Regions from separate parts of the Homo sapiens genome. Here regions 1 and 3 are each linked to region 2. The links are chromatin loops, found by intact Hi-C in ENCODE. Cell type or tissue: PC-3. All regions are shown on one strand.

What was found. A loop is a pair of places that touch in the nucleus more often than their neighbours do. Peaks named below come from ENCODE experiments on the same cell type or tissue, not always from the same donor. Only the 100,000 strongest peaks of a DNase experiment are listed, where the experiment ranks them.
Region 1: a loop joins it to region 2, with 3 times the contacts of the local background. A loop is called at or near these places in 10 of 110 quality-filtered maps.
Region 3: it touches region 2 in a loop (7-fold over the local background); 6 of 110 quality-filtered maps call a loop at or near these places.

What each region holds. Positions count from the first base shown.
Region 1 is chr6:110,659,059-110,667,058 of GRCh38, reverse strand. The region is part of intron 4 of CDK19 (cyclin dependent kinase 19); the gene reads left to right. Among named protein-coding and RNA genes, the nearest start is that of CDK19, 150 kb to the left of the region's middle. In PC-3, no CTCF peak of the experiment used is centred here; DNase peaks (open chromatin) are centred at 4,358 and 5,458; H3K27ac peaks cover 3,851 bases.
Region 2 is chr6:110,524,218-110,532,217 of GRCh38, reverse strand. It overlaps LOC105377940 (a long non-coding RNA gene), which reads left to right. Exons shown (of 7, transcript XR_007059703.1): 7 at 1,276-1,536. Among named protein-coding and RNA genes, the nearest start is that of SLC22A16, 52 kb to the right of the region's middle. In PC-3, a CTCF peak has its summit at 3,964 (motif pointing left); DNase peaks (open chromatin) are centred at 2,677, 3,507 and 7,687; H3K4me3 peaks cover 370 bases; H3K27ac peaks cover 5,487 bases.
Region 3 is chr6:110,614,656-110,622,655 of GRCh38, reverse strand. It overlaps CDK19 (cyclin dependent kinase 19), which reads left to right. Exons shown (of 13, transcript NM_015076.5): 11 at 490-568; 12 at 1,286-1,552; 13 at 7,990-8,000. Among named protein-coding and RNA genes, the nearest start is that of SLC22A16, 140 kb to the right of the region's middle. In PC-3, a CTCF peak has its summit at 3,618; no DNase peak of the experiment used is centred here; H3K27ac peaks cover 1,192 bases.

The DNA.
Region 1 (8,000 bases), 130 kb before region 2:
CTTAAGATCTAAACTGAAATAATGACATTGCATCTAGTAAAAAGAATGTTATCAATATTAATAAACAAATGAATAAATAAATCTAACAGGTGGTATATACTTATTAGGCAAATTAGCTGCAAGTTAGTGTTTGATTTTACTTTTTTTTATTCAGTATACATGTAACCATTATTTACTGATATCAGATTATATTGCTAGATATTCATCTTCACATTGTTGTTATTTTAGTTTATGTTGATGCAAGTTTCTTTTGTTTGTTCTTAAGAAGATATGGTTATGGAATAGCTGTAATCCTCATTTTCTCCTCAGTTTATGTTGGAGGTTTTATTTTGGCCCCACAACGTGATTTCATGATCTTTTGTTTCTTAGGCTTTTGAGAATTCTGGGGATATGGTAGGGATACATCTAGGTAAATTCCATTTTATTAACTGATGAGCAGTGTTTATTGACGAAAGGATCTAGTTAGTATCCGTTGGGACCTTGTCAGTCAGGGCTACTCATCTGACTTGACCATTCTTGCTGTGATATTGTATAAATTGGGGTTAAATGATAGTGACCACAAAAGATGCATTTACCATATTAATGGAAGCATTTCTCCTTATAATTTTTTTTTTTTTTTTTTTTTTTTTTTTTTGAGACAGAGTCTCTCTCTGTCGCCCAGGCTGGAGTGCAGTGGCGCCATCTCGGCTCACTGCAACCTCCGCCTCCTGGGTTCAAGCAATTCTCTGCCTCAGTCTCCCAATTAACTGGGATTACAGGCACCCACCACTATGCTGGGCTAATTTTTTTTTTTTTTTTGTATTTTTTAGTAGAGACAGGGTTTCACCATCTTGGCCAGGCTGGTCTTGAACTCCTGACCTCGTGATCCACCCTCCTCGGCCTCCCAAAGTGCTGGGATTACATGTGTGAGCCACCGTGCCCAGCCTCTCATAATTTTTAACTGTAAGATTCTTTGAGGCTTCCATGTGTCCACTTTACTATTAGCTCTGAATCAGCATGTTTTAAAATGATTATTGGGCTGGGTGTGGTGGCTCATGCCTGTAGTCCCAGCACTTTGGAAGGCCGAGGTGGGTGGATCACTTGAGCTCAGGACTTCGAGACCGGCCTGGGCAACATAGCAAAACCCCATCTCTAACAAAAAATAGAAAAATTGGCTGGGCGTGGTGTGCTCCTGTGGTCCTCGCTGTTTGGAAGGCTGAGGTGGGAGGATGGCTTGAGCCTGGGAGGTGGAGGTTGCAGTGAGCTGAGATCACTGCAAACTCTGCCTGGGCAACTGAGCCAGACCGTATCTCAAAACAAATAAACAAAAAGATTATTGGGTACATGATGTTGTTCTAGATCATGAGAAGAACTCTTTCATAAACGGGCTTTTAGATTTTAATCTGCTGTGCACTTAATGAAACTTATGCAGGTTATATTTTTGAGGTTATGTTCATGTTTGAATCATTGATCAGAATCTTTTATTGAAGATTAATTTATCTGAGCTCCTCTCTCTTTTTCATAAAATTCTATATTTTGTTCTAAACAGCATAGCTTAACATATTTTATTCATGATATTGTCACCTGAATGTCCACTGATACCAAAATTTAGTATGCCCAGGACTCAGTTTCCTCCCATTCAGATTTGCTGCTGCTTTAGTGTCCTCTCTTTTGGTTATGGCACCACCCTCTTCCTAGCCTAGAAATTTATTTTACCTCTTTGCAGACCCTTCTTTGCACTCCACATTCAGAACTTGTCAAGTTCTTTCAGTGTTGTCTCTAAAATATGCCTTGCACTCATCTATTTTCATCTCTAGTCCTCATTCCTAGTTCAGGCTTTTATTACCTCTTTCTTGCATTGTGATACTAGCCTCTATACTTGTCTGTTGTCAACAATCTGTTTCCCTTCCAATCTACTTTCGACCTTCTGACTAATTACTCAGCTCCTGCTCAAGAACTTTGAAATAGTTCCTCATTGCTTACAGACTAAAACTCTACTTCCTTATTTGGCTTTCAGAGTTTTACCAATTATAACTTTAACTGCCTTTAAAATTTTTCTCTATCCCTGTCATCTTTCATGTATACTTTACTACTGAACTATTGAGTGTTCCCTGTCTCCTCCTGGGATTTCCTGCCTTAATGGCCTTTATTTCCCCTATCTTAAAACCCCTTATCCCTGTCTCAACATATTCAAATACTATCTGTCTTTCAGGGCCCAACACAAATGTTAATTAAAACTTACCCTCATATCCATGTCTACTTGGAACCAATCTCTTCTTGTTGTTGGTTCCTGTTGTACTGCATCTTTACTTCTGTTATGGCATTTATCTATTAGTATTATAGCAGTTTAGAGATCTCTTAGAACATCTCGTAGCCTGTGAACTTCTTGAGAGAGCAAGATCTATGTCTGACTCTTTTTGTACACTACTGCCCCTGTACACAATAGGTGTTGAGGAAGTATTTCCTCAGTGAATGAGTATTAGGGAGAATAGTACTGACATTTTGGGGATCAGGCATTTGAATACACTATCCTTAATGAACATTTTTTGTTTTCTTGTATGTGTAAAGCACAGAGGGATGGGAACAACACAAATATGACCATGTCAAACACCTTCTTCTCAAGGAGCCTTGAAGAAATATGACATACACACAAACAATTATACTATAAGATAGATGAGAGAGAATGTGATTGTAGCTACATGAGAAGTACAGACTGAATCTATGCAAGGCCAGAAGAGCTTCTGAGTAGGGGATAAGGGTAAGTTTGAAAGAGCAGGTTGCATTTGAGCTGGACTTTGAAGGATGACTAGAATTTAAATAGAGACTTGGGTGATGAGGGTAACCCAAGGGAGTTTTAGATGTAAAACTTCTGAGGTAAAGAAGCACTTGGATTATCTCAGAAAGGATGTGCAGTTCTGGTTGGCTCAAATATGGATAAGCTGAATTGCAGTAATGTGAGGTCATGCTCAGAAGATATGGGTTGGAGCCTACTAGAGTTAGAGAGTTTTTGGGGTCTTTTTGTTTGTTTAAGTACTGACAGTTTGTGAGCAACAGAATGATTTTTTCCCCCACTAGAAAAGCCACCACTGATTATTATTACCTCATCAATGGCATGAACACAATGTTGAAAATGCATTCTGAATATGGTTCTTACGTAGTATAGCACTGGTTTATATTTTACCCACACATTTACTGAATGCCTCCAACTCCTCAAGTGAGTAACTCTAATAAGATTTGAAATTTTGAACTGACTGGGCATGGTGGCTCATGCTTGTAATTTCAGCATGTTCGGAGGCCAAGGCAGGAGGATCACTTGAGCCCAGGAGTTCAAGAGTAGCCTGAGCAACATAGTGAGTCCCCATCGCTACAAAAAATAAAAAATTAACTGGGTGTGGTGGTGCATACCTGTAGTTTCAGCTACTGAGGAGGCTGAAGTGGGAGGACTGCTTTAGCCCAGGAGGTCAAGGCTGCAGTGAGCCACGATTGTGCCACTGCGCTCCACTCCAGCCTTGGGCAACAAATTGAGACCCTGTCTGAAGAAAAAGAAACTTTGAACCAACAGGAATCTAGTCTGTGATAGCCTCTTCAATTCTTGATTCACTAATCTTGAGTCCTGATATCTGTGCCATATTGTCATGGTTTTGCCAAAGTACTTTCAGGAGTAGATTTAAACTGTATGCTTGCTTTATAAATACATTCTGTAGTAGATACAGAAATATAAAGTATATGAAATATGAATATGGTCTTAAAAAGAGGATGATGGAGACATTTGAAAAATTATGTTTTGTGAGTTTAAGAGTTGCTGTTGTAGTCAGTGACTAGTTTTGTTTTTCTTAATGCTTCATTTTCTATTGCTGTAAGAAATTTGGCTTGACACTATTTGATAGTCACAACTGAGTGCTCACCATCTCTAAATTTCATTTGATGTGAGAAACCTGGAAAATCCATATAATTAAATGTGTTAGAGTAAATATAAATTTACAGTATAATATAAAAAATTTAAAGTAAATAAAAGTCAGTGTTTTGGACATCACACACAGAGGCATTACATCATCATAAAGGTTGGTGTTTTTCATTATGATTGATTTTATATCTGAATCAATATTTTAATTATGTCATTCGAATCCTAGAATTTAATACAGAAATAGAGAATGTAAATAAAGTCACCAAAAATAACTTAAAATGAAGAATTGCTTTAAAAGGAAAGGAGAAAGAGAGCTAAATATGTTCATCTTGGCTGAGAGACAGTGAAGTAGAGGCATAAGTCTATAAATATTTGGAACTTGTAAACACCAAGGGAGAAAAGATGTATTTTAATTTTATAGCAGGATATAGCTAAGAGTAAGAAAATGAAATATAGGATGACTCATTTTTATGGGATTACTATTTTGGTAGATTGGAAGAATGCCAAGATATAGTTTATCTCTTTTTCAAAATTATGAGCTTCTTGAGAGCAAGGTTCATATCTCAATAATTTTTGTAGTCCCAGCATTGGCATATTGTTTGTGCTCATAAGTTATTTGAATTGAATTTCAGCAAGGCATCTGGCAATTTCACATTATTCTTTAGCAATGATAGAGAAATGCCAGCTAAATGATAATATTATTAAGTGGATTTATGACTCCTTCATTTCAGAATCTTGCTACTAGATCAGTGATATAAATTGAACTATCAGTTAGACTATTTCTTTTTCATTATCATATCCCAGAACCTAGTACACAATAAGCACGAAGTCTTTATTGAATGAAGGATTTGAATGAATGCTTTAGGGTCTCAACCTTAGGTCTGTCTTTTAAAAAATATGTGTGGAGGCCAGGTGTGGTGGCTCATGCATGTAATCCCAGCACTTCAGGAGGCCAAGGCGGGTGGATCACCTGAGGTCAGGAGTTTGAGACCAGCCTGGACAATATGGTGAAACCCTATCTCTACTAAAAATACAAAAATTAGCTCGGTGTGGTGGCACATGCCTGTAATCTCAGCTACTCGGGAGGCTGAGGCAGGAGAATCGCTTGAACCTGGGAGGCAGAGATTGCAGTGAGCCGAGATCGTGCCACTGCACTCCAGCCTAGGCAATAGAGCGAGACTCAGTCTCCCCCCCCAAAAAATAAAAATACAAATAAATAAATAAAATGTGTGGAGTTGCCATCCCAAAGCTCTTTTCACATTAGTGGGTGAATTTGCAGTCTTTTGAAGTCTGTGGGCACAAATAAGTATATGATCTGCAAACATGGTACAGTATATCAAAATTTTGTGAGATCCAGTTGAGAGAGAAAATAATTTTGTATCCAGGAATCTTTTGGCTTTTATTGTTAATTAACAGCTATTAAAATGTCTAGTAGCTGTTACTTCTGTCACAGAAGTAAAAACTTATTCTATTAGAGGTCTATCCGAATGAAGTAACAAAAAACCTTGCCAATACTTTGAGTCAGATATGATTTCTTCATCTGATTAAAGGAAATGATGCAAACTGGGTAGGGTGGCACATACCTGTAGTCCCAGCTACTCCAAAGGCTGAGGTGGGAAGATTGCTTGAGGCCAGTGGTACAAGGCTGTAGTGCGCTGTTTGTATCTGTGAATAGCCACTATACACCTGTCTGGCAACATAGTGAGACCCCATCTCTAAATAAATAAAATAAAAAAGAAATGTTGCAATAGATATTCTAGTTGCAGAGGAAAGTACAGATATTCCCCAATTTTTCATAGAATTACATCTCATTGGAACCATCATAAGTTGAAAATATTATAAGGCAAAAGTATGTTTTTAACTTCTAGTATCTTCAACATACAATGGGCCTATCCAGAAGTAACCTCTTTGTAAGTTAAGGAGCTTACTGAATGTGTATTGCTTTTGCACCATCCTAAAGTCGAAAGATCAGTACATTGATCCATTGTAAGTTCAGTGATTTTCAGAATTCAAAATATGTTTCCTAATTTTCCCCATTGAAAGTTGGGAACCATCTATATATTATATGACTTTGGATATTTTTTCATACTTATTAGAAGCAAGTTATTAGGTATAGTCCACACTCAAGGAGAGGAGTTTACACAATAGTGTGTATACCAGGAGGTGGGAAAGATTGGAAACTATGTCTGAAGCTACCTATTGATAGGGACAGGAGGCAGGGAAATTCTGGGCAGAAGAGGGTGGGTCCCTGGTGAAGTTCCTACCCTCAAGCCTAAAGGCCTGATACTGTGGCCCAAAGTGAGAACTTACATCCCTGTTTTCCCACTTGAATGTTGCCTTTTCCAAAACCACCCATGACTTGCCCTGCTCCCCATCCTGTGCCCATAAAAACCTCAGGCTCAGCCGGCAGAGAGGAGAAGCAGCTGGAGGTTGGAGACTGGTTGCATATTGGAGATAAGCAGCTTGACTTCAGAAGGACAGCTTGATGGTGTAGCTTTGGAGAAGAGTCTAGTTGGAGATGGCTGGACTTTGGGGGAGATTAGCTTCCTGCTCCATCCCCTTTTCAGCTCCCCTTCCTGCTGAGAGCCACTTTTATTGGCAATCAGATCCCCTACATTTACCATCTTCAGTTTGCCCAGGCGACCTCATTCCTCCTGGATGCTGGACAAGAACTCGGGTGCCACGAGTGCAGGTGCAAAAGGCTGTCACACCAACCCTCCACTGAGCTGTTAACACTTAAGCTGTCTACAGATGGCAAAGCTAAAAGGGCACTGTACCATTCCTTCTGTGGCTTAAGGGGTCATGGGCACACCCCTTAGACACTGCCATGGGCCCCGCACAGAGTTTTGCTCCTGCTGGCACCCAAAAGTACTCGCCCCGGCTCCTGTACCCACTCGCCTGCATGCTTCCCCTCCTGAGAGCAGGTCGAGTGAGTGGAGTTTGCCCCTGCTGGCACCCATGCACTCCAGTTCCAGCCTGCGAAGGGGTCAGGGAAATATCCTGTTTCACTATCAGAGTTGAGGAAGGTTTTAAATGATATTTGGGGCTAGCTGTGATGGCACATGCCTGCAGTCCCAGCTACTCAAGAGGATAAGGTGGGAAGATACCTTGAGCCCAGGAGTTCCAGTCCAATTTGCATAACATAGACCCTGTCTCTAAAAAACAAAACAGAGCAAAAATTAAATGATACCTGGATCCTGTTATTGTCATTTTTTATTTAGTGGAAATGCAATGAAGAAAATGCAAAAAGTCCCCACCTTTCATATATAATTTTTTCATGTGTAAAAGTTACATGGATGGTAAGATCTAGCGGCGGTTCTGGTTGGAAAGAGCTAAAAAATAGTTATAATGTACTAGTTATCTCTTCCCTTTTAGAAACATTGTTCAGTGATTTTCAGAATTCAAAATATGTTTCCTAATTTTCCCCTCCTCTCCTCTCCCCTTCTCTTCTTCCCCTCCCTGCTGTCGAACCACAGATTTAATCCACTTAAGTTCAGAGGATATATTCAATTGAGGTCCAGAATTTATCACTTTGAACATACCTAGACATTTCCATCTTTTTATGCAGTCTGAGGCCTGTGCTTATCACTAGTATTAGTACTTTCTTATTTCTATATTCTACTCTTTTGTGTAAAGCAGAGGCAAAAATGCGAAGAAAAATTTAAATAATGGCAAAACATTGTTTTCCAAAGCTGGTATTTCTGCTGAATTGTAACAGCTAGCCAAGAGGCATTGAAAGGACACTATGCAGAAACATGAAAAAGACCTTTAGCTGAAGAGAGTGAAGATATCTCTGTATGAAAGTCTAATACTATGTATGCAAAAGTCAAAGACCACCCTCTGTTTTCACTCAGCTGTAAGAAAAATGCTGTACTGTTCATCTTTCTGAACATTTGATTAAAAATAAGTGCTTAGAAATCTCTGCATGCAGCATAGCTTCTCTTCATAAGTTGTCTGACAAGGAGATACAGCAGGTCTTTAATTTTGTCTCTGCTAAATAGGGCCTGATAAGGCAAAACCCTTAAAATCTTACTGTAACCATTATGCCAGCATTTTGCAGGCATTTAATATCGTTCTCTAGAGTTTTAGCCTTACTTAGTCCTTAAGATATAGAAAC
Region 2 (8,000 bases):
ATCGTTGGTTTGCTTTCCTCTATTAGGAATTCAGAAGATAGTGCTTTCCAATCCCCTCATCCTGGAACGTGCTCTGAGGACACTGCCATTGCTCATTATCCTCATGGTCCCAAGCAAGCAAGATCAGCAGGGCTCAGGGACATATTGCACATGAGTGAAAACACTCCCTAGCCTGCAAAAGGAACCAGCCAAAATGTTTTTCAGCACTCTTGTGCTGTGTGCTGCCATAGCAATTCCTACTATATAAGACAATGGTAACACCATCAAGTTACATGTTATACCAGGTTTTCCTGGGATTTTATTTGCCTGCAGTCTGCCTCCTTTTAATCAATTTCTGTTCTTTCAGATCATCAACTTGTATTGATTTACATATGGGGGAATAGTCTAACCTGTGATTTCTGGAAAAGACAGCTTCTTATACCTCACTAAGAAGACACAGGGGCTGGTTATATCTCCCTGAGATCTTAGACATTCAAATCCTGCCTAACGAACATGAGCCCCTTCATTTACCCATCCATCACACCATGGGCTGGGCCACCTCTAAACCAGTTTCTAGGACTTGGGAATTTTTTTTGTTTTTTTAGACAAGGACTCACTCTGCCATCCAGGCTGAAGTGCAGTGTCACAATCACAGCTCACAGCTCACTGCAGCCTCTAGCTCCCCAGGCTCAGGTGACCCTCCCACATCAGCTTCCCAAGTAGCTCAGGTGACAGGAATGCACCACCACACCCAGGTAATTTTTGTATTTTTAGTAGAGATGGGGTTTCGCCATGTTGCCCAAGCTTGTCTCAAACTCCTGGGTTCAAGCGATCCTCCCACCTCAGCCTCCAAAAGTGCTGGGATTACAGGCGTGAGCCACCACACCTGATGAACTTGGGAATTCTTACAAGGTGACACCAGGGAAGCACTGCAAGCTTGTTAGAAACTGCCTTTGCAAAACTTATAATGGTGAGAAAATTATGACAGTGAAAGAGATCTGACCTGACCAACTTCGTCTTGCCTTTAACCTCCAAACTGCCCTGGTCATTCCTGGGCATGGGCCAAGCTAACTTTGGGAGAATTTTAGTTTATAGTTTAAATGATAATAACTCTTCCCAAAATGAAACTGCCTTTATAAAACTAATAAAAGTTCACAAGTTTAGGATTATGAGAGGGATTTGAATTCTGCTAAGATGTAGGCATAAAGGATTATCAGCCATCATTCCAGAGGTCACCAGATTTGTAACTTCCCCAATTACTCCTATAAATAACCTCACTATTGTAGCCCTTTTGAGATGTTTTTCCAGACTTTTGTATTTCTGATGACTGGATGACTCCACCTGGACCCGAGACTCATGACTCACCCAGTCCTGTGGCCCCACCCAGAAGTGGACTCAGAGCAAGAGGACCATTTTCCACACCCCAATGAGTGCATCCCCAACCAATCAGCAGCACCTGTTCCCTAGCCCCCTGACCACCAAACTCTCCTTGAGAAACCGTAGCCTCCAAATTTTCTGGGAGGCTGATTTGAGTAATAATAAAACTTTGGTCTCCTATGTAGCTGGCTCTATGTGTATTAAACTCTTCCTCTATTGCAATTCCCCTGCCTTGGTAAGTCGGCTTTATCTGGGCAGTGGGCAAGAAGAATTCACTGGGTGTTACATGTTGAAATAAATATATACCTGGATAACAGACAAGCTTTGTACCCTTCACAGAGACTCTAGGAATTTGCAAATCTATAGTGACAATGCCACCTCCAATCCCCCAACAACCCTCCCCAAAGTACTCCTCCGTCTTATTCTGCATCACACATAACTAAACACATTTTGCTCTTATTTAATAAGGGAAAAACACATTGTGATTGTTGCTTTTAGAATAGTTGGTCCAAATTAGATAATTAGAAAAATAGTTCCCATAGATGTAACTCAAAACAGTAGGTTTGTATGACACTATTTCAAAAACAAGTTTTGTGGTTAAAATAATACCTCCCTTTGGGAGATAAGAGTTTTGGCATATTAAAGGCTCCAAGAAGTCCTGTGACAAAGACATTTTGTGGAACTCTGTTTTCACAGGACATCTATTAACCTCTCTCAGTACAGTCATGAGGAAAACATGTCCTGAAATCTGTCTTGAAGTTCAAATTTTCAGCATCCTCAGGCATATTCACCCACCGGGAATCCTGGTTTCAGCTGCCCCATCCTGCTGCTGCCCTCTCTCCACTGATCCTCACCGACTCCCTTTGTTTATGGGACAGGGCTCAATAATGGGGAAGATCAGGGTCCCACACACTTTCTCAGAGCTTAAACTAAGAGGGGAGGGGAGCTGACGGTGGAGGGAAAAGCTGCCTCTTCTCCATGATTGTCCTCACCCACCCTCTTGCCTACAGGGGGCTGCTTCTCTTGTGTGGCACATTTGCTTTCACTATTAATAACTGTATAGTTATTTTGCCATCCTATTCTAGTTGTGGACCAGTTGGAGCGGGGCATAGACATAATGCGTGAAGAAGGATGCTGACCCACAGCTATTCTTCCAGAAAAAGGCAGGCACCCCCAAAGTACAAGGGGAAGGGCACTTCCCCTTAGCCAGGTGGAGGCTGGCATGGAACATAAAGTCTTAGTTGAAATGGATATGGCAACCACAAGGAAACATGTGACTTTGCAAAGAGAGACAGATGGACAGTGACTCAGACAACTGTACCATACCAGAAGCACACCAGCTTCCTGAGCACAGAAACATCCATCTCCAGCCCAGCGATAGAAATGTTTGTAAAACAGTGTAACAAGATTCTGCCCAGTTTCCCACTAGGTGTCCGGGGAAATGGGTGGCTGGAGGATAAAGAGGAGGAGGAGGAGGAAACAGGCGCGTTCTGGCCAGTAATTCTCTCAAACGGGATGAGTATTGTTGCCAGCAGGACTTCTCAAAGGAAGGTATCTTAGTTCAGGCTGTCATAACAAAATGCCATAGACTAGGGGGCTTACAAACAACAGAAATTTATTTCTCACAGTTCTGGAGGCTGGTACCCCCAAGATCAAGGTGCCAGCTGGTTCGGTGTGTGGTTAGGGCCTTGATCCTCATAGATGGCCAAATTCTCACTGTAACCTCACAAGGCGGAAGGGGTGAGGGGTCTCTTGGGGCCTGTTTTATGGGGACACTAATCCCATTCATGAGGGCTTTTTACGACCTAACAACCTCCCAACGGCTCTGCCTCTTAATACCGTCATTTTGAGGGTTAGGATTTCAATATACGAATTTGAGGGGGACACAAATATTCAGGTCATAGCAGAGAGTGACTTCCATTTGTCAATGAAACCAGACTGTGTACGTATCACTCTTGCCATCCATACCATGGTTTGCATGTGATGTTGGGCAACAGGTTTATTTGGCTACATTCATGCCCACATCCACTAGACATGCACACTCTTCCCAAGGAGAGGGAAAAAAAAGCTAGAAACTGGTTATGTAACAATCATTAGTTTTATAGCTGAGTAAGTTATGAATAATAGTGCTTTCAGCGATTTCATTACCAATCTGCCCCCAGGAGCAAGATGAAGCTGATAAAATATTTATGGGCTAGTAAATTTTTTCTACTAATTTGCAAGGCTATAATAAAATCCATGAACTTGATGGCCTGCAGGAAACATAACAAGAACTAGGAATGTAGAGTAATTTGGAGCTAGAAAGCCTCTTAAGGCCCTACAGGAAATGACTCCCAGAAAGCAGATGAATCACAGTATTTTAAACAGAAAATAATGATGTTATGTTTGTACTTAACCAGTTATAGCCTGAGAACAATTTTCCACAAGGAAATTGTGGAAATTTCCTGCTCTCCATTATTTTTGCCTTAAGAAATAAAATTAATTCAAGTATATAAAAAACAATATTCAAATAAAAACAATTACTGGAACACAGTGTATCCTGTAATGAATATGAACTTTTAGGATTGTAATTGTTAAGAAACTACAGTATACACAGTCACATTGTGCCCTCTTGTGGCAGAAATATTGTTGTGCTCCGAGGACACGCCCTGGTGTATTTTATTCAGTAATTAATCAGGTTTGTTTGGGGGAAGTCAGTTCAAGTGAAAAGATGGTTTGCAGAAGGTAGTTGGCAAAGAGTTGTTTCTGGGGCACTCTAGAGGGTGCACACCTGGAAGGGGCCGTTCTTAGCCAGGGGAGCAGCTGTCAAAAGGTTTCCTGATGTTTTAACACATGCTAAGAAATACCCATCACAGAATGCTGCTTCAATTGTCTGTCTAATGTTACACTTGCTCATTTAAAATATTTTATTACTAGTTATCCTCATCTATAAATAACAGTAATTGCTATTATTTAGTGAAACAGGCAGTTGATGCACAGTATCTCATTTAATCTCAAAACTATAAGGTAATATAAGGAAACTGAAGATCGCAGATATTAACTAATGCTGTAGTTTACCTAACTAGTAAATGGAAGAGCTGGGATTTGATTTAACTTCCCATGTTTCCATAAGCCTATGCACTTTCCATTCTGCCAAGCTGACTCTCTAGACAAATATTTCCTGAATACTGAATACATGTGAGACTCTGTTGCTGGGTCCCCTGGAATTGACAAGGTGTAAGTAATATACTCCTATCCTTCAGGAACTTATGGCGTAAATAGGGAAATAAAAACATACACGCAAAAGAAACTGCCATACGAGGCAGCATACAAGGAATATCCATGTAGAACTTTTTTTTTTTTTTTTTTTTTGAGACGGAGTCTCGCTCTGTTGCCCAGGCTGGAGTGCAGTGGAGCGATCTTGGCTCACTGCAAGGTCCGCCTCCCGGATTCACGCCATTCTCCTGCCTCAGCCTACCGAGTAGCTGGGACTACAGGGGCCCGCCACCACGCCCAGCTAGTTTTTTGTATTTTTAAGTAGAGATGGGGTTTCACCATGTTAGCCAGGATGGTCTCGATCTCCTGACCTCGTGATCCACCCGTCTCGGCCTCCCAAAGTGCTGGGATTACAGGCATGAGCCACCGCGCCCGGCCATGTAGAACTATTTTTTAAACAAATACACAAAAGATCTGTATAGTCATGTACACTTCTCCCCTTCAGAGCAGTAGAGCTATATACTTTCTGCAGTTACTCTCCTATTGCTTTTGGATTTGAGTGTGAGCAGGACTTGTGGCTTGCTTCTAAGCCATAGAATACGGCAAAGCTGTTGGGATGTGTGTGATTATGTGTGAATACATGATTATGTTACATAAGATATTAGTACCCATCTTGCTGGGGTCTCTTTCTCTCTGGCTTTGAGGAAGCAAGTGATTACGTTGGGGAACACGTGGCAAAGAACTGTGTGGGTGGTGTCTAGGAGCTGAGGGCAGTATATTGAAGTCCTTAGTCCCAAAACTATGAGAAACTGAATTCTGCCAATAAGTGCCTCTAGTTGAGCAGTAACATTGTTACTCAACAATAGATAACTAGTACATTTATCTTTTAAAGTTTTATAATTTTAAATCTTGCATTTAGGTCTTTGATCTATTTCAAGTTGCTTTTTGCTTTTTTTTTTTTTTTTTGAGACAGAGTGTTGCTCTGTCACTCAGGCTGGAGTGCAGTGGCAGGATCTCAGCTCACTGCAACTTGCAACTCTGGGGTTGAAGTGATTGTTGTGCCTTGGCCTCCTGAGTAGCTGGGATTACAGGCATGCACCACCCATGTCCAGCTAAGTTTTGTATTTTTAATAGAGATGTGGTTTCACCATGTTGGCCAGGCTGGTCTCCAACTCCTGGACTCAAGCAATCTGCCCACCTTGGGCTTCCAAAATTCTGGGATTACAGGCATGAGCCACCATGCCTGGCCTCATTTCAAGTTAATTTTTATAGATGGTGCAAGTTTCCCACTGTCAGGTACAGGCTGACATTCTCTTTTTTTTTTTTTTTTTTTTTGACTTTTTTCTCTTTTTGGCATATGGGTATCCAATTGTTCCAATAACCAATGTTGCAAATATATCTTTTGTCCACTGAATTGCCTTGGCATCTGTATTAGTCTGTTTTCACGCTGCTAATAAAGACATACCCGAGACTGGGAAGAAAAATAGGTTTAGTGGACTCACAGTTCCATGTGGCTGGGGAGGCCTCACAGTCATGGTGGAAGTTGAAAGGCACTTCTTACATGGTGGTGGAAAGAGAGAACGAGAGAAGCGAAAGCGGAAGCCCCTTATAAAACCATGAGATCTCATGAGACTTATTCACTACCACGGAAACATTACGGGGGTAACTACCCGCATGATTCAATTCTCTCCCACCGGGTCTCTCCCACAACATGTGGGAATTTATGGGAGTATAATTCAAGATGAGATTTGGGTGGGGACACAGAGACAAACCATATCAAAGTCTTTGTCAAAAGACAATTGGCCATATATATGTCTATTTCACTGCAACCTGCACCTCCGGGGTTGAAGTGATTCTTGTGCCTCAGCCTCCTGAGTAGCTGGGATTACAGGCACGCACCACCATGTCCAGCTAATTTTTGTATTTTTAGTAGAGATGTGGTTTCACCATGTTGGCCAGCCTGGTCTCCAACTCCTGGACCCAAGCAGTCCACCCACCTTGGGCTTCCAAAGTGCTGGGATTACAGGCATGAGCCACTGTGTCTGGCCTCATGTTTCTAGGCTCTCTGCTCAGCTGATCTATGTATCTGCCTTTATGCCAGTGCACACTGTTTTACTTATTGTAGCTTTTTAATAATTCCCGAAATCAGATAGAATAAGTCTTCCAACTTCATCTGTTCTTTTTTCACCAAAGATATTTGGCTATTCTAGATGCTTAACATTTTCATAAAATATTAGAATGCAAGTTCATTGCCACGCCAGAGCATCCCCTTTTCTGCCCTGTTGTCCCAGGCCAAGAGCCATAGCCTCTTTGCTTTAGTTTCCTCAACCCTGGATAACCTGTCCCGTGGCTCACAATTTCAGGGGACATGTGTCAAGCTCTCTGAGAGGTTTCCTTGAAGCTCCTCTTCAGACTTATGGTGAGAAAGTGTCATCACCCCTCACAGGGTAGCAGCAGCTCTCACCAGGAACTCTTCCCGTAAGCCCACTCCCAGTGGAGTTCCAAGGGGAGAGCCACGAGACTGTTTTGTGCCTTCTATGTGGCCTGTATTCTTGGCCACTTGCATTGAATGTCTTCATCTTGGTCTGTCTCAAAATTTGCTTTGTGTCCAATATTTATCACGTCTTGGTGTTTCACTCAACACTTCCAATTCAATGTTTTGTTACTCATCTAAATTTAAATGTTACACGTTTAGATAATTTCATCTAGAATTTTTAGTTGTTTTATAGAGGAAGGGATGTTCAGGGAGTTGAGTTTGCAATAGTCCCAGAAACGGAAGTTTGCAATTATTTGCTTACCCATTATTGCTGCTATTTTCTTCCTGTTACCATTATAGTTATCGATCAATCATATGGAATGTACAAATTGTTTCTCTGTAGTGCAATCTTGTCACAGAACACAGAACTATCCTTTTTGGGGAGGCAGAAGAAATAGAGTAATACTTTGCCTTTTGAATATATTGGGAAGAAGAAAAGTGCTCAGATCTCAGTAAAATCTGAACATTTCTAGGTCCTTTTCAATACTTAGATGTAGCTCTTGTGAGTACTAAGTACTAAACCTCCCAGCTGGGGAATGTTACATAGCAGCATTTAAATGGGAGATGAACAATCTTAACCACATGCTGGTTCCGAGGCACTTTCCTGCAGAATGACTATATAAATCCAGGTGAGTGCTTGTAAAACACACAATTACACCCCCACAGAGTGGACTGAAAGCACGTAGTCAGGCAATGAGCACAGTTAATAATATGGCTATAAAAGAAATACAGGATCTCCTTCACTTTTTTTTTTAAAGGAAAAGGCCAATATTTATGCTTGAATGTCTTTATAGTTTGAGACACATTTTTTATTAAAATAAATTAATACATAATTGATGATGTGTATATACATATGTACCTTTGTTTGGGGTCGATATTTTTTATAACCTTGTAGTTTAAACCCAGGGGAAAA
Region 3 (8,000 bases), 90 kb before region 2:
GCTGCAGAGAGGGATGAATGAAAACAAGTATTTTAGGAACGACCATTTGTCAGTTTTACAGATGAAAACTAAAGCTGATAACAGATAAGACCTTTACAGACCAATTGGCCAGATCAGAAATTCAGCCAAACCAGTAGGCAACAGAAGTTAATCTGTCTTTCAGAGCATGTCCACTGCACTACAAAACCTCTCTACTCCTTCATCCTTCTTAACCCCAAGTATAGACTTTGTGTTTTCATCTATAAGAGGTGTAGTTTTTCTTGTTAAGGCAAATACAAATTAAGTTATTTTTGGCGCTAATGAAGTTAGTATAGAGAAACTTCTGTGTCCTATATGTCAACTAGCTAGCAGCAGTCAAGATTTGAACACTAGCCACAGATGAAGAGTAGGAAATAAGTGAAGAAAAACAAATTGGAATTTTAAATTAACAAGGTAATGATATTACAGATTTTAGATCATGATATGTTTTTTCTTTTTAATGATTTTTAGTGTATTTGCCGGCTGCCAGATTCCATACCCCAAACGAGAATTCCTTAATGAAGATGATCCTGAAGAAAAAGGTGACAAGGTATAAACTGCACGGTATACTTTCACTTCCAAAGAGCAAGGGAGGCAAAAAGATAGTTTAGGTATCGTTCCATAATTCCTATACATTTAACCACCTTTTCTAATATTTAATTAAATTTGAATGTATCTTATTTTCTGTGGAAGTTTGGGGATTGTAAAGGTACCTTGAAGTTTGAAGTATGACCAGCTCACAGATACCTGAGCTTCCGGTGTGTGTTACAGCCAGTTCTACTCCCGGATTCCCACTTCTTGCTCTTTCTGTTTGTTTGGTGTCACTACCACCCCTTTATGCAGGCTGGCTTTTGCTAGCATCACTCTGTTCTTTCGTCTTAACTGGATATATTGGCTCACTCTCCAGACCGCTCTGCCTTTCCAGAATCACGATTGAAAAGATTTCTTCTAGCTGTTTTAATGAGCTATAAGAAATGTATTTCTAATGTGCCTGTGGCCTTCAGTGAGATGTCTGTGACTGATTTGGAGGATCACTGTGCAGTCTAAATGAACTTCAGGGAAAGAGTCCTGTTTGGGGCTCAGCGCCTTGCCCTTTGGGAACACTGTGTTCCCTGGCTGCTCCATTCTCCAGTCCTCCCCATCACTCTAGTGTCCCACATAGATTGCTCCCCCAGGTTGGTCAGCAGCCACATGTGCATATCAAATAATTAAAGAAAGCTCCTGTTAATTTGGTTTCATACCAAGCTTGCTTTTTTCCCCTTAAAAGAATCAGCAACAGCAGCAGAACCAGCATCAGCAGCCCACAGCCCCTCCACAGCAGGCAGCAGCCCCTCCACAGGCGCCCCCACCACAGCAGAACAGCACCCAGACCAACGGGACCGCAGGTGGGGCTGGGGCCGGGGTCGGGGGCACCGGAGCAGGGTTGCAGCACAGCCAGGACTCCAGCCTGAACCAGGTGCCTCCAAACAAGAAGCCACGGCTAGGGCCTTCAGGCGCAAACTCAGGTGGACCTGTGATGCCCTCGGATTATCAGGTACTCCCTGAATGTCTAATGTTCATATGCTTTATGAAGTGGGGAAAAGATTTATCCTAGATCCTTTTAGAGTTAAGTAACACTTAACTCTTACATTTGACTGTGCAATCCTGTTTCTAGGGCATTCTATGAAGAGGAAGATTTTCATCATATTTCATGTAATTGTAAGATATCTCGTATTCTGACTTGTTTATCCTGACACCCGAGGAGAGGAAGGTAGGGAGGCCAGTGCCCCCATCCTTAAAGAAAATTTCATCATTTTACCCTTATAGCTGCCTTAGCAGTTCTGGTGTATCAGAAAAAGATACGTAGATACGCAGTTGAAAAGGGAAGGGGAGTGGTGTCTTACTTTGGACAAAATTAATTGCATTCTTTAGAAAGATATGCTCTTTCTGGGAGGAAGTAGCTACATAGATAAAGAAGAGAAGGGGGCTAAGACTGAGGCTTTTCTGAAATAACTGTTAAGTCTCATTAGAAATAATTTTGAGACTAGAAAATACTTTTTGTTATTCAGATAAAAAGAGAACACCAATTGCAGTGCTAATTCAGGAAATTAAAGGAGCTAAGTCTAAGGATTGGTATTTGGAGAGAGGTAAAAATACCCATTGTGATAACCATAGGAAATTTTGAAAAAAAAATTTTTTTTCAAGGTAGTAACAAGTTAAGAAACCATCTAGGAAGAAGGGAAAACTTAAGTTTTTTGTTTGTTTGTTTTTTTGTTTGTTTTAAGTTTAGAACCACAGTCCCTCCGGGAACTCTTGCAGATGAGTGCATAGGATAGAGATAATAGAAAACAAAACCTCTGGCAAGGGAACCATAAACTCACTGATAAGGAACTGCAATAAAGAGAAACTTTAACAAGAAAGACATAACAAATAGCTGCATAAACTGCCTTCACATTTTGAATAGCTCAACAAACTAATGTGTTTCCACACAACTACTCTGAAAAACTTCTCTTCAGAATATCCCTGCAAGCAGAAGAGTACATAATACTTCCACTTGGTTCCAATTAAACAAATTTAGGCTTCAGTTTGATCTACTAAAAACAGCTTGCTAGCTGGGTAGTAGCATGAGCATATTTGAATTTTGTTATAAAATCTGTTTCCCCTCCATTATATGAGCAACAAATGCTTACTATATACTGGTTCATCTTTGTGTGTCTGATTGAATTATATTAACCTGTGTTAAAAAATAATAATAATTTGCCTAAACACTTGTTAAAGTTGGTAAGGCAGACTTTATTCAAGGCGGGGCCATGTTAGTGCATAAAGGGACCACTGCAACAGGGGCTGGCAGTTGGGGAGGAAGACTGGACTCAATTCAGACTCCTACATGACAAGTGGAGAGGTATAGCCAAAGAGCAGGGTGGGGATCAGTGGATGGAAAGTTACCAAGAGGAAACATCCAGGATAAAAGGTCTCTGGCTAAACTGACTGCATAGTATTAGGCTGAAGGGAGGCCTGGGTAATAAGCTTTTAAAGGTGGGGGATTTTTGCCAAGCCAACTTAGCAAGATTCTTGCTCTAACAGGATTCTCCAAGGACAGAGGAAAGCCCAAGGTCAGGCCTAGTCAAGCAGAAGACTCACAGAGCTCCCTCCAACACGACCCTGTAAAACTTCCCTCCAGCCTCTTTGCAGACAACACCTCCTCTACTGTGCTGCCCCAGGCAACAACATGTTTTCATACCTTCTGTAATAAACCTGCCTTTCTTTACCCAAAACCATCTTGGTTAAAACCTTGACTGCCTGAGAGCAGCCTGACTGCAGTTTTTGTCAAAGGAAAGAGTCTTTGTCACCCAATTGTAGTCAATTATAGACAGATTACTGTATTTCTTTTTTTCCCCAAATTCAAACATTCTTTGAAATGCTTTTCTATGTCCATATTGTTCTGTTGACTTAAAAATAAACCTTTCATAGCTGAGTCCTGATGTCTGTGGAAAAAAATAATAAACCTTCCAACATATCTATTAAATGAATAGATACAGCTATTTAGTTGGAGAGACTGGCATGAGGGGCAGTCAGGTGTCCCATTACACCGAACTTGCAACTCATACACCATCTAGGGGCCAAGGGAAAAACTTTCCTTTCACTCTCTGAAAGTTCGCTGAAAAATCAACTCACAAAAGGCAGGTTAATTGGAGAAAATGTCATGGGTGTGACTAGCTAGGGCCAGTGTCTCAGGCAGTCAAGGTTTTTACTAAGAGTTCTGGGTAAAGAAAGGCAGATTTATTACAGAATGTATGAAAACATGTTGTTGCAACAGACAGCATAGCAGAGGGAGGGGCTGTCTGCAAAGAGCAGGGGCTGGAAGGAAGTTTTACAGGGTCTTGCGGGAGGGAGCTATGTGCCAAATGAGGTCATTGTGCCCACCAGTTGTTTGTGACTAGCAGTGTCTCAGAACAATTGTTCATTGTTTTTCCCCACCTGGAGCCCCTTCCTCCTTGTTGCTTACTTATCAGGACAGAAAGGCATACAACTTTGATACCAGTGGGCTGAGGGAGGTCCCCAGATGCTGGTGGGACCTCAACCCCACCCTGTGTCCAGGCTCCTAACACCATCGGGAGAAGGAATTAAAGGATGAGTCAAAAATAGCAAAAGTATGGAGATTTATTGCAGAGGGAAAAGTACACAACTCAAGAAAGGGGAGTGTGGGTATACGCAAGAGAGAATCTGGCTGGGGACAGTGGCTCATGCCTGTAATCCCAACACTTTGGGAGGCTGAGGCGGGTGGATCACCTGAGGTCAGGAGTTCAAGACCATCCTGGCCAACATGGCAAAACCTCGTCTCTACTAAAAATATAAAAATTAGCTGGTTGTGGTGGTGCAAGCCTGTAATCCCAACTACTTGGGAGGCTGAGGCAGGATAATTGCTTGAACCTGGGAGGCAGAGGTGCAGTGAGCCGAGATCGCGCCACTGCACTCCAGCCTGGGTGACAGAGTGAGACTCCATCTGAAAAAAAATAAATGAATAGAGAGTCATGCAGTCTGGTTTGGGTTTCTATCTTTATGGGTTTCTTTAACCAAAGGGTGGAATATTCATGAAAATTCCTGGAAAAAGGGGGAGATTTCTTGGAACTGTGGTGCCACCCATTTTTATGCCAAATATGGATGTTCTTGGAACTGTCATGGTGCTGGTGAGTGTGTGATTTAGAATGTTAATGAGCATATAATGATGTCCTAGGTTTTTAAGCAGAAATTCAAAGTGTGTTTCATGTAGTCTTTTTTTTTTTTTTTTTTTTTTTTTTTTTGAGACAGAGTCTCACTGTGTCACCCAGGCTGGAGTGCGGTGACGTGATCTTGGCTCACTACAACCTCCACCTCCTGGGTTCAAGTGATTCTCATGCCTCAGCCTCCCAAGTAGCTGAGACTACAGGCATGTATCACCACTCCCGGCTAATTTGTGTGTGTGTGTGTGTGTGTGTGTGTGTGTGTGTGTGTGTGTATATATATATAAATAATTTTATTATTATTATTATTTTTTTAAGTAAAGACAGGGTTTCGCCATGTTGGTCAGGCTGGTCTCAAACTCCTGACCTCAAGTCATCCACCTTCCTTGGCCTCCTAAAGTGTTGGGACTACAGGCGTGAGCCACTGTGCCCGGCCAGAAATTGTCCATTTTTATGGTTTAGGGTCAACAAAGTGTAGACAGCCATGTAGAAACATGATTGGACAGAAGGGGTATGATCTGATGCTAATAGACTGAGGGGGAAACCCAACATGGCCTGTCTAGGTTCCTGTTGGTCTCTCTAAGCGTGCATTCCTGCCTCTGGGTGTGGGGCAGGACCCCCTCTGGGACAGGAGTCTCATGACCTACAGTCAGACAGGATATGCCAGATCATTTCTTTATGTCCAGTTTTTACACAGAAAGGTAGGGGGAAGTTAGAGTAATATTTTTAGGTTTCACAGCTGGTGTTGGGGAAGTGGGGTTCTGGTTTCTATGGCTTGCCTTAGGGAAGGGGAATTCTAGTTTCTATGGCTGGCTCTGAGGAGAATGGGACTGTGAGACAAGAGGGCACAAAAAGGTCAGAGAAAAACTTTTGCTCCTGAGGCCTTCATTTTGGGGTATTGTTTTCTGTGCCCCAACAGTTCCATTAGTAGAGTTTCAAGGCTTTTGAGCTGCTTCATCAATGTATTGTAAGCAAGTACAATTAGCGCTTTGAAAAGCGGGACATTGGCTTATTTTCTGTCTAAAAAACCCTTTGTCATTAAAAAAGCTATGTTACAGCACATTAGATTCTTACATGTTTACATTATACTTTATGGCAAAATTGCCCCAAATAACGTATGAGTTGAAAGAACATTTTTCATAATAAACTTCAAAATAAAACACGTAATTAAAATTTGGAATTTTTAAAGACTTCTGTAACCAATGTGACTATTCAGTTGTGCAACTTAGGAAGGGGCAAAACTAAGTTTTGTTTTGTTTTTTTTTTTTTGAGATGGAGTCTCCCTCTGTCGCCCAGGCTAGAGTGCAGTGGCGCCAATCTTGACTCACTACAACTTCTGACTCCTGGGTTCAAGCGATTCTCCTGCCTCAGCCTCCCGAGTAGCTGGAACTACAGGGACCCACCACCATGCCTGGCTAATTTTTGTATTTTTAGTAGAGATGGGGTTTCACCATGTTGGCCAGACTGGTCTTGAACTCCTGACCTCAGGTGATCTGCCCAGCTCAGCCTCCCAAAGTGCTGGGATTACAGGTGTGAGCCACTGTGCCTAGCCACAACTGAGTTGTTTTTAACCAAAACTACCTTAGTGCCCTGTTATCTTGGACCAGATATTCCAAGTCGTTTGGCAGCCTTTGAGCACTGAGCAGGAGGACCTTGCTGATCTGTTCTTTCCTAAACCCCCAGTGCCACCTCAAGATAATTTACATGTTTAACTCAAAGTGTAACCGCCCGACAGGTTCTTCTTGCTCGCTGCCCAGATAGAGCCAATTTATCAAGACAGGAATTTCAATAGAGAAAGTTTAATACACATAGGGCCAGCTAAATGGGACATCAGAGTTTTATTATCAGCCTCCTCAAAATTTGGAGGCTAGGATTTTTCAAAGATACTTTGGTGGGCAGGGGTCTAGGGAATGACTACTGCTGCTTGGTTGGGGATGCAATCAAAGGGGTGTGAAAAATGGTCTTCCTGTGCTGAGTCCACTTCTGGGTGGGGGCCACAGGACTGGTTGAGTCATGAGTCTCAGTCTGGGTGGAGTCATCCGAAATGCAAAAGTCTGAAAAGCCTTCTGAAAAGGTTGACAATAGTGATGTTATTTACAGGAGTAATTGGGGAGTAGCCAATTGACCTCCAGAACAATGACTGGTAATTGTTTAACTGCACCTACATCTTAGCAGAATTCAGGCCTCTCTCATAATCCTAAACTTGTGGCCTTTTAGTAGTTTTATAAAGGCAGTTTAGTTTTGGGATGGACTATTGTCGTTTAAACTATAAACTAAATTTCTCCCAAAGTTAGCTTGGCCCATGCCCAGCAATGACCAAGAACAGTTTGGAGGTTAAAGGCAAGATGGAGTGGGTTAAATCAGATCTCTTTCACTGTCATAATTTTCTTGCTGTTTAATTTTTGCTAAGGAAGTTTCAAAAGTAATAGCTTTATTACATATATTCTTTCCCACTTTGCTTACAAGAAAAACCAGCCTTCTGAATATAGCCAAAGATACTACTTCCAGCTATGCTTGTCTCTTACATACTGTTCTTATTCTATAGATGATTTTTCCTTTTACACATTTTTTTTGTATTTGCGTTAGGTACTATGAAGATGAAGGTTTCATTTAATGTAATAAAAATACATTGAATTGAAATGCATTTTTCTGTCTTCTCTTGAAGACAATCATATGTGAAAATTGCTTTATTCTAAATGTTACCTGAAGTTTATAAAACCCACATGTTGCTGCCGCACCCCACCTAATCTTGCCTTACTTTGTCTCGTAGGTAGAACTCCTGATACCCCTAGCTTCTACCTCTGAAAACCCTTTGCTCTAAAATAATGATTTCTTAATCACAGCTTTGTTATTTATAATGGGAAAAATAATAGCATGTCAGTATACATTATGAATACTATTGATTTCAGTATGCCAAATTGATTATTCTTGTTTGCACGTCTCAGTTATGCAAAGGATTGTTACACCCCAGAATTGGAATAAAGAGAAATGGGTCCGCTGAAATTTCCCCTTTTCCTTTCTTTCCAGTGTAGCTTATCTCCCACAAAAATCTAGCCAAATTTCATGCCTGCCAGAATGTGTGGTTACAGTGGTGGCAGGCTGTGATTTCAAATAAGCAAAATGTGTTAACAACTTAAGTTAGCTGTCAGCTATGTGTGTCTGAACCAGGAACCTAATGAAAACGGCTTATATCTCTATCCTACTGTGATGAGCATCTTGAGTCATCCTCTTCCTCCATCAGTAATTCCCTTTTCCTGTTTCCTTCTCCTAGCACTCCAGTTC